Regions from separate parts of the Homo sapiens genome. Here region 2 is linked to region 1. The links are chromatin loops, found by intact Hi-C in ENCODE. Cell type or tissue: heart left ventricle. All regions are shown on one strand. Each heading gives the region's core, and the rest is flanking DNA. Links, peaks and the distances in the headings are about the cores only.

Evidence for each region. Peaks named below come from ENCODE experiments on the same cell type or tissue, not always from the same donor. Only the 100,000 strongest peaks of a DNase experiment are listed, where the experiment ranks them.
Region 2: a loop joins it to region 1, with 1.9 times the contacts of the local background. A loop is called at or near these places in 1 of 110 quality-filtered maps.

What each region holds. Positions count from the first base shown.
Region 1 is chr20:39,798,304-39,803,689 of GRCh38, forward strand. The region is part of intron 5 of LOC105372614 (a long non-coding RNA gene); the gene reads left to right. Among named protein-coding and RNA genes, the nearest start is that of LINC01370, 200 kb to the right of the region's middle. RefSeq lists an enhancer at 2,022-3,221. In heart left ventricle, for the core only: no CTCF peak of the experiment used is centred there; a DNase peak (open chromatin) is centred at 2,528; H3K27ac peaks cover 1,053 bases.
Region 2 is chr20:39,742,019-39,747,404 of GRCh38, forward strand. No RefSeq gene overlaps it. Among named protein-coding and RNA genes, the nearest start is that of LINC01370, 260 kb to the right of the region's middle. In heart left ventricle, for the core only: no CTCF peak of the experiment used is centred there; no DNase peak of the experiment used is centred there; H3K27me3 peaks cover 824 bases.

The DNA of each region.
Region 1 (5,386 bases), core at 130-5,129:
GCTTGGGGATTTTACGTAGGCTTCATCATGTTAGGCATAGTATATTATTAACTAAATCTGCAGCTCCACTCCCTTTCTCAGAGGAAGGGAGTGGAGCTGAAAGCTCCAAGCTCATAATGATGGCTTGGTCTTCCTGGTGCCCAGTCACTATCCAAGAGCACACCAAGAGATGCCTCAGAACAGAAAAGACTCTTATTACTCAGGAAATGACAAGGGTTTTAGGAGTTCCGTGCTATGAACTGGAGGCAGAGACCAAATATATATTTCTCATTATATTACAGTATTACAGCCATGTTAATGGATGGATGAATGTGTGGATGGTTTAGACAAATTGTTCTATGAACGAAAGCCTTTCTTGTATCAACACAGAACAACTGACTTGACTTTTCAGAATTATGAGCCTAAATAATTTATTAAAGGCTAGGAAGACAATGAATTTGCTTAACTCAAACTTACTGTCTTTCCTAGACAATTTTTATTCTCTTTTACTTCTAGAAATTATATCCTATCCTCCATGCCCTTATAACACTCTGTAGTTTGCTCAGCTACATTTATGTCTTTATGGTGACTTGCCCATCTGTTTTCATGAGGCTGTGAGCTCCTTGATGGCAGAGACTGTCTTTTTTTCTTTTTATCTATGTGTTATTATCGTTCACTTTTTGTTTTAAAATAATTTCAGAATTATAGAAAAAATTTAAAAGAGTATATGACCTTTACTTAGATTGTCTGCAAATTTTAAAAATGTACTACATTTGCTTACCGTTCTATCTTTCTATCTACCTATCACCTATCTACACACACACAGACACACACACAGACACACATACACACTTTATTATGAAATGTTTAAATGAAGGTTGCACATGATACTCCTTTACCTCTAGATGTTTCAGTACGAATTTCCTAAAATCAAGGGCATCTTCTTATGTAATCACAGTTAAATGATCGAAATCAAGAAATTAACATTGATTCAGTACTATTAACTAGTCAATAGAGGCCTTATTCAAAGTTTACTAGTTGTCCCACTAAATCCAAGGTTCCAAGTCCAGGATCTTATCCACACTCACAGGTTGTATTTAGTTGCCATGTCTGTCTAATCCATCATGTCCTTTTGTTACTCTTGAATCTGGAACAGTTCCTCAGCCTTTCTTTGTCTTTTATAAACTTGGCACATTTGAAAAGGAGAGACCGGGTATTTAGTAGAATGTCTCTTAATTTGGGTTTGTCTGAGGTTTCCTCATAATTATATTCAGACCATGCAACTTTGGCAGAAAAACCACAGAAGTCATGCTGTATCCTTCTCGGTGCATCATATCATGAGGCACATGATGTTGATTTGTCCTGTTTTTTTGTGATGTTAACTATAATTGCTTCATTAAAAGAGTGTCTGCCAGGCTTCTCCACTGTGAAGTTACTATTTTTCTCTTTGCAATTAATTAGTATCTTGTGGGGAAATACTTTGAGACTATGCAAATATCTTGTTTCTCATAGTACTTTCACCTACTAATTTTAGCATCCATTGATGATCCTTGCCTGAAACAATTATTACTCTTGTGGTTGCCAAGTGGTGATTTTCTAATCTCATCTTTCCTTCTATATTTATTAGTTGGAATTCTGACATGTCTTTTCCATCTGTGTCCTCATTGCTTAGGTCAGTCTGGTCCAAAGAAGGTATTATTTTGTGTGAGTTGTTCTCGTTAGTTGCTTAGTGTTATTATAAAAATATTACAAGCAACATCATTGTTTTAAAGAAGAAAGCAGGCAAACATGGTAAATTGTGCTATTCAATAAACTTTATATGAATTGTAATTTAAATAGGTCTTTTAAAAATTAGCATAGACAAAGGCACTTTGTAAACATCATCAGAATACATAAACTGTGGTCCAAAACCCCTTACATAAATGAGACAAGTCTCCAGGATAAAGCCTTCCATCCTCTCTCAAGTGAGTGGGTGTCAGCTGTCTCGGACATAGAGGACTGAGTCATACCTGAGACTATCCTTTGCTTCTGGGTCAGCAAGTTACCCAGAAGAAACTTAACATTGTGATGACACACTTGAGAAAGATTGGACAGTTTTCACAGACAGTTTCGTCTTACTCTCTGTTCTTCAAATTTTAGTTTTTATTTCTCCATAACACAAAAACAATGGGGCAAATTTATTTGCTGCTCCTAGAATTCTTTGAATTTCAAGATATGGATATATTGTTACATTTCTATATACATGGTAGGACCACAAAAAGGGTTAAATAAAAGCATTACATAGATACTACTTACTCCTCAGGGTCCTACAGACATCTTCTCCCCTATCCTGTTTCTTCTTTCTCAGCCTCCTTGTGCAGCGTTTCTTTGTCCTAAACTTGACCTTAGCTGCTGACTAGTTTCTCCCATGACTCAGCCAAAATACTGCACAAGCCTTTACCTTCAGTCCTCTGGGGTTTTGCATCTGGGCAAGTGGCTCTCTTTTCTGGGCAAGCTCTGATCTTTCTTCCTGGAACCCTCCACTGCCACATCTGTCAGTTTGAGGTCTCTGACCCCATCTGGCTTTCCTCCTGGGACACTGGCCCTCTCCCAAGGACAGCCAGAACTCCCAAGTTAATTATCTAGAGTCATATTGCTTCCCTGTCTATCCTGACTTAAAAGGGGGAAAAATCCTGCTTCCTTTTGGTTCTCCAGAATAATTTAGAACTTTTCAGAAAGAATTACAACTATAAAACAAGGATAAAACAGAGACAAAAAGGTTAAATAGAAAAATAGTTTTTAAAGACTCCAAAGTTCATATCAAATTTAGTTTTAAATACAGATTATATTAAGTGGCCTAAGTTAGACTACTAGGACCCACAGTACTGATCACTACACCATCCATTAATTTTATCTTTTAGGGAAAGCCCTTGGGTGAGGTGACATCTGTTTTTAGTTTTAAATATTTCTTGGTCCCATCTTATGGAAAAGGAACCAAGGTATAGTTCCACAATCTCATGAAACTCCCAACTCGATGAGGATCAAGGCTATGGCTGTGGTATTCACAGACAAATCTTCTGAGGCTCATATAAAGTCTGTAGTAGAGTAGGTAATCCAATGATCATGCACTTAAATTTTCTCAAAACATTCTCCCACAGAACTTTAGCAAATTCCTGAATTTCCAGTATTTAGGCACCAGAACTATATCTTCCAAACTGCAGAATTAGAAAACAAAGTCTGATGGGCTTCCCTTTGAGGGTAACCCGACCTTTCTCTCTGGCTGCCCTTAACATTTTTTCCTTCATTTCAACTTTGGTGAATCTGACAATTATGTGTCTTGGAGTTGCTCTTCTCGAGGAGTATCTTTGTGGCGTTCTCTGTATTTCCTGAATCTTAACGTTGGCCTGCCTTGCTAGATGGGGGAAGTTCTCCTGGATAATATCCTGCAGAGTGTTTTCCAATTTGTTTCCATTCTCCCCATCACTTTCAGGTACACCAATCAGACGTAGATTTGGTCTTTTCACATAGTCCCATATTTCTTGGAGGCTTTGCTCATTTCTTTTTATTCTTTTTTCCCTAAACTTCCCTTCTCGCTTCATTTCATTCATTTCATCTTCCATCGCTGATCCCCTTTCTTCCAGTTGATCGCATCGGCTCCTGAGGCTTCTGCATTCTTCATGTAGTTCTCGAGCCTTGGTTTTCAGCTCCTTTAAGCACTTCTCTGTATTGGTTATTCTAGTTATACATTCTTCTAATTTTTTTTCAAAGTTTTCAACTTCTTCGCCTTTGGTTTGAATGTCCTCCCGTAGCTCAGAGTAATTTGATCGTCTGAAGCCTTCTTCTCTCAGCTCGTCAAAGTCATTCTCCATCCAGCTTTGTTCCGTTGCTGGTGAGGAACTGCGTTCCTTTGGAGGAGGAGAGGCGCTCTGCTTTTTAGAGTTTCCAGTTTTTCTGTTCTGTTTTTTCCCCATCTTTGTGGTTTTATCTACTTTTGGTCTTTGATGATGGTGATGTACAGATGGGTTTTTGGTGTGGATGTCCTTTCTGTTTGTTAGTTTTCCTTCTAACAGAGAGGACCCTCAGCTGCAGGTCTGTTGGAGTACCCTGCCGTGTGAGGTGTCAGTATGCCCCTGCTGGGGGGTGCCTCCCAGTTAGGCTGCTCGGGGGTCAGGGGTCAGGGACCCACTTGAGGAGGCAGTCTGCCCGTTCTCAGATCTCCAGCTACGTGCTGGGAGAACCACTGTTCTCTTCAAAGCTGTCAGACAGGGACATTTAAGTCTGCAGAGGTTACTGCTGTCTTTTTGTTTGTCTGTGCCCTGCCCCCAGAGGCGGAGCCTACAGAGGCAGGCAGGCCTCCTTGAGCTGTGGTGGGCTCCACCCAGTTCCAGCTTCCCGGAATTCAACAAGAAGAGCTAACTATCCTAAATATATATGCACCCAATACAGGAGCACCAAGATTCATAAAGCAAGTCCTGAGTGACCTACAAAGAGACTTAGACTCCCACGCAATAATAATGGGAGACTTTAACACCCCACTGTCAACATTAGACAGATCAACGAGACAGAAAGTCAACAAGGATACCCAGGAATTGAACTCAGCTCTGCACCAAGCGGACCTAATAGATATCTACAGAACTCTCCACCCCAAATCAACAGAATATACATTTTTTTCAGCACCACACCACACCTAGTCCAAAATTGACCACATAGTTGGAAGTAAAGCTCTCCTCAGCAAATGTAAAAGAACAGAAATTATAACAAACTATCTCTCAGACCACAGTGCAATCAAACTAGAACTCAGGATTAAGAATCTCACTCAAAACCGCTCAACTACATGGAAACTGAACAACCTGCTCCTGAATGACTACTGGGTACATAACGAAATGAAGGCAGAAATAAAGATGTTCTTTGAAACCAACGAGAACAAAGACATAACATACCAGAATCTCTGGGACGCATTCAAAGCAGTGTGTAGAGGGAAATTTATAGCACTAAATGCCCACAAGAGAAAGCAGGAAAGATCCAAAATTGACACCCTAACATCACAATTAAAAGAACTAGAAAAGCAAGAGCAAACACATTCAAAAGCTAGCAGAAGGCAAGAAATAACTAAAATCAGAGCAGAATTGAAGGAAATAGAGACACAAAAAACCCTTCAAAAAATTAATGAATCCAGGAGCTGGTGTTTTGAAAGGATCAACAAAATTGATAGACCGCTAGCAAGACTAATAAAGAAAAAAAGAGAGAAGAATCAAATAGACGCAATAAAAAATGATAAAGGGGATATCACCACCGATCCCACACAAATACAAACTACCATCAGAGAATACTACAAACACCTCTATGCAAATAAACTAGAACATCTAGAAGAAATGGATAAATTCCTGGACACATACACTCTCCCAAGACTAAACCAGGAAGAAGTTGA
Region 2 (5,386 bases), core at 169-5,168, 56 kb before region 1:
CTTCACATCCCTTGTAAGTTGGATTCCTAGGTATTTTATTCTCTTTGAAGCAATTGTGAATGGGAGTTCACTCATGATTTGGCTCTCTGTTTGTCTGTTGTTGGTGTATAAGAATGCTTGTGATTTTGGTACATTGATTTTGTATCCTGAGACTTTGCTGAAGTTGCTTATCAGCTTAAGGAGATTTTGGGCTGAGACAATGGGGTTTCTCTCACCACTCCTATTCAACATAGCGTTGGAAGTTCTGGCCGGGGCAATTAGGCAGGAGAAGGAAATAAACGGTATTCAATTAGGAAAAGAGGAAGTCAAATTGTCCCTGTTTGCAGATGACATGATTGTATATCTAGAAAACCCCATTGACCTGTGACTTCTAATGTGATCACATGATTGTCAGGCTGAAAGTTTTATCAGTTGGTTTTCACTTTTAAGGAGTTTCTGTATTTCACATTATATTTCTTCAGTTACTTAAAATGAAAAATGCTGGTATTCTCATCAGAGGCTGAATTTTGAGTGACTATTGGGTAGAAACTTTAACTGAAAGCATGAACTTTTTATTTTATAAAATGTACGTACCGCCCCCTAGAAGACACAAGTTTGATTTATAGTTAAGGTTATTTCAGATCAGGATAACCTGGTGTGAACATAGCACCCATTGCCTTATAGGGAGGGTGGGTCCTCTGGAGGAAAAATCGTCTTTCCAAATGGAAAGATGAATGAATGAATAAATGATCCTCTTAATTGTAAATGAGAGGCAGCATGGTTTAACACACAGAATCTAAGACTGTGCTAATACAGGCTTGCATCACAATTTCAACTCTGATACTTACTACTAATGTGTGACCTTGAGAGTCTGACCTTCAGACTCCTTAAACTCTGTAAAAATGTTCTAGAAAAGCATTTCTAGAGTCTATGCATAATTAATCTCCCTAAATATGTCACAAAAGACAGAAAACAAAAGAAAATAAATTGGCTGGTTTTATTATGTATTAAAGAGTTAAACATTTTCTTGCTAAAACAATCATTAATAAAATTAAAATATGCAAATACTGTGTCACAAGGTAGCTTCATCCTATAAAGTACCTTTTTACAACTCTAAGAAAAAGTTCTATCCCTTCATAGGAAAGGGCATGAAGTATTTCCTTTAACAAATATTTTTGCAATGTTTAGAGAAGGGGTGAGGGATTTTTAGCCTTCTCTCCTGACATTATTACCTACGAGGATAAGAGACAGAGAACATTTCTCTTCCTGTTTCTCTACCTCTGGCTATACCCCTGTCACCAGCTCTGCCATAAGTATTGAGGAGACAATAATTTGATTTATGAGACCATGCTTTATGAATGGGGAAGATGACTATTAGTTATAGGTCAGGACCCTCAGAAGCCCTTTCCCCCCTGCATTCTGGCTCCTGGTAATAAGCAGAGTCATGGCAGGTACAGGGATCTTCCATCCTTCTCTAGTTCCCAGGTCTTTTCATCCTTCAGTGAACCCACATAATGATAATGCCAGGGGTGCCTCTTGGGAGCTGATTGACTAAGGTGACTTTTAGCAAAAATGAAGAAAGAATACAGTACAAGCTATATTCATCAACCCAGATTCTCCAAGGGAATCTTGCATTTTGTGTGTCTGGAAGAGAAAGGTGGTAATTGTATGTGTGTCTGGATACTAATAAAGAAGAATCTTTCCAGAACCTCTCACTTCTGTCAGGGTCAAGCTCCAGCAAGTGGGTGTTATCCCTCAGATACCACTCTCTTGTCCTAACTCAGGTAAGAAGAACCCATCTCCTATGGGTGAAGTGAAGCCATGAATCCATGAAAATCACAGACTGGAACAAAGTCCTCTAAGGGATGTTCTTTTGACTTTCTAACCCTATTCCCATATCTCCAGTAACATCCCTCTAAATTTGGAGACATATATGGGGTTCTCAGAATTTTCTTGCACTTATTTCCTGAAATATGCTGCCAGGTTTTTGAGTAGGAATGGTTTGAAAACCTCCAAAGCTCTCCTTTAATTTTGCCAAAATGTGATGTATTTGGTAGAAAATAACCGGAGCTTATTATGTACATTCTGGGCTACATCATTGTCTAGGTTTTTATAAATGTGCCATGTATACAAGAGTATATATAGAGTCACCATATATACAAAGAGCTTTTTAAATTTAAGTTTGTTGAGAACAAACACATCAGTTGTCTAAAAAAAAATCTTCTATTGTGCTGCTGTTGTTGTTGTTGTTGTTGAGACAGTGTCTTGCTCTGTCGCCCAGGCTGGAGTGCAGTGGCATGGTGTCAATTCACTGCAAGCTTTGCCTCCTGGGTTCAAGTGATACTCCTTCCTCACCCTCCTGAGCATCTGGGATTACACGCACCCACCAACAGCCCAACTAATCTTTGTATTTTTTTAGTAGAGACAGGGTTTCACCATGTTGGCCAGGCTGGTCTCAAACTCCTGATCTCAAGTGATCCACCCGCCGTGGCCTCCCAAAGTGCTGGGATTACAGGCTTGAGCCACTGCACCCAGCCTCTACTGTGCTTTTCCTACTTGAATTTTAAACATATCCCAAAAGTTATGTGGGGAAGTGAATAAGTTATCTACATAGTCCTTGATTAGGTTTGATCAGCATTAGCAACATTTCCCAACGCTGTCATGGAGACCCAAATCACATTGATATCAAGCTACACACCCTGAAGTGGGAAGGTGGCCAGAAATGGAGACTTTATCTAATGTCAGTTTGCATAGACTTTATTAATCACCATTAATAAGAAATGTCAAGGGACAGCTGTTGGAGAATAGAGAATCCTTCATGTAAGGAAACGAATACACTGAAGACAATCAGCATTCTGGGCCTTTGCCACCAAAGGTTCACCAGGAACCTTAGGGATTTGAGATCATTAAAGGCTGTATCTAGGTCATGCTCCTCTCTTCCCACCAGGCTGGCATAATCCGCAGGAACCTGAACGTGCATCTCTAGCCTATGCACTTAGGACAGTGATTCCTGCTGTCCTGGCAAGTTGCTGCAGCTCTGACCATGGAGAAGAGGGTGAGAGGCAATGCAGACCCCAGCCAAATGGAGGACTTGCATTTTTATAGTCACTGCCCTTCATATACTGAAAATGAAAATGTATAATTTCTCATGATGAATCCCTAGGGTAAAACCAAGAAGTATTTAATTATATCAACTACCAGCAATGATTCTTTCTTCATGAGAATTTAGAAGTCAGAGATTCCAAAGGGTCTTCCCTAACAATAAGATTGATGCCTTCTGCCCCCTCCTCAGGCTTAGTTTTGGCTTCCATAGGACCTTGCATTCCTCGCCCTGTAAAAACTGGAAGAAACTCTACAGGGCCACTTGATCCATTCTCTGAGGCTGAGGACCTCATCAGGCTCCATTCAATAGGCTTTTTGATGACCCAGATTTCAAATGCCCCATGACAGGAAATTCTCACTGTTATATTTGTGCTTTCCTGTTGGACCTAGTGGATTTTGTTTTCATATTATTATTTAATTTACAGACAGGAAAATCATTGGAGCCTGGAGTTGTCTTGATAACACTGTTAATGCAATTGCCAGGACTTCCCTGTGTATGCTGCCCAAACCCTGGAACACTGAATTGCTGTGATCGTTGTAAGGTTCCAGGTGTTCATTTCAAGGGTGATCACATGACATTCCATAATCACACTTATGAAAGGACTAATTAAAAATACAGATGTCTTCAGCTCAAAATACCCAGACAGCTGAAATACTTATTAGTTTTTTTTATGTTAAACTCCATATCCTCACTTCTTTCCAACAGAAAAACTAATAATAGATAACAAAGCACAGACAGGGAGGGCCTTCAGCCTTTTTTCTCCCATTAATTGACAGGCTTTGTTTATAAATAAAACACCTAGTACTTTTACAAATTGGTATTTTACCATAATACCTTTTTAGATTACTTTGTTTTCCCTTTCAGAATGGCTCAGCCACAATATTGTTTGTCTAGGGCTAGAGGATTTTTATAAGTTTGTAGTCCAACTCTTCTAATATAGAGGTGATAGTCATACAAAAGATCTTACGTGTCCAAGAACATAGAACCATTAACGGTCTTTCAGCCTTAAAAAGAAGGTGCCTTGTAATGCAAATGTCAAGTTGTCTTTATTCTACCTGGGAGGTAGAATAAACAAAACAATTATTATATTCAAAAACGTTTTAGAGATGTGTGGACCTAAGAACTTTGGCATGATGAATGAAAAGCTCTTTACAGACACATTGGGTTTGCTTATGTGAACCAGAGCAAATGCATTTCCCCTGACTGGCAGATAAATAATTAAGATCCAAATGTATAGTTAAAAATAATGTTAAAAACACAAAATTTATGTTTTATCAAGATAATATATATTTAAGGTGCAAAGTCACCCTGCAAATGCTGGCATGACGTTTTATTAATTTCTCTCTTCATTCATTCATTCCTTCACATATACACAATCACAATATTTGTAGGGCTTGCTAGGTAAGAGGCACTGTGTGAGACACTGGGTATAAGTGTACAGATATGAACAAAAGTTGTACTGGAGTAAGTCACACATTTTCAAGAGTCATAATCTGTGTTCAGTTTGGAAAATGTACCAGAGACAGTAAATCTAGAGATCAGAAGGTCAACAAAACTAGAGTTTGGAAGGTTGAGAACATAACCCAGGCTTTGTATCACCCTTTATTTCAACCCTAGAGAAGATAATAACACATCTTTGGGAAAGAAAGCTGTCAATCTTCTAATTATCTAAATCCCTTGGAATGAAAGTGAGGAAAAGGCAAGGCTGGAGAGAAGTGGCATCGACCTTTCCCCTCACATGGATTTTCCTTTCTGACTTCTGCATTACTGTCTTCAGCTCTCATGAAAATAGCATGATAATTATTGTCTGCTCTCCCCTATTTCATTTTATTTATTCCAGAAATTTTTTTGAGGATCCACTAAGGCAGGGGTCCCCATACCTTAGGCCATGGACTGGTACTTGTCCATGGCCTGTTAAGAACCAGGCCACACAGCAGGAGGTGAGCAACAGGCAAACAAGCATTACAGTAATGCTCAGTAATTACTGCCTACTGTCAGATAAGTGGCAACATTAGATTCTCTCACAGGAGTGTGAGCCCTATTGTGAACTGTACATGCAAGTGATCTGGGTGACACACTCCTCATGAGAGCCTAATAGTGATGATCTGACGTAGAAGAGTTTCATCCTGAAACCATTCCCCCACCCACACCCCTGGTCTATGGAAAAATTATCTTCCATGAAACAGGTCCCTGGTGCCAAAACGGCTGGGGACTGCTGCACTAAAGTATACAGGTATTTTCCTAACCATTAGGGATTTATCATGGATGGGGCAGCTGTGGCACCCAGCCTCATACTGCTTGTAA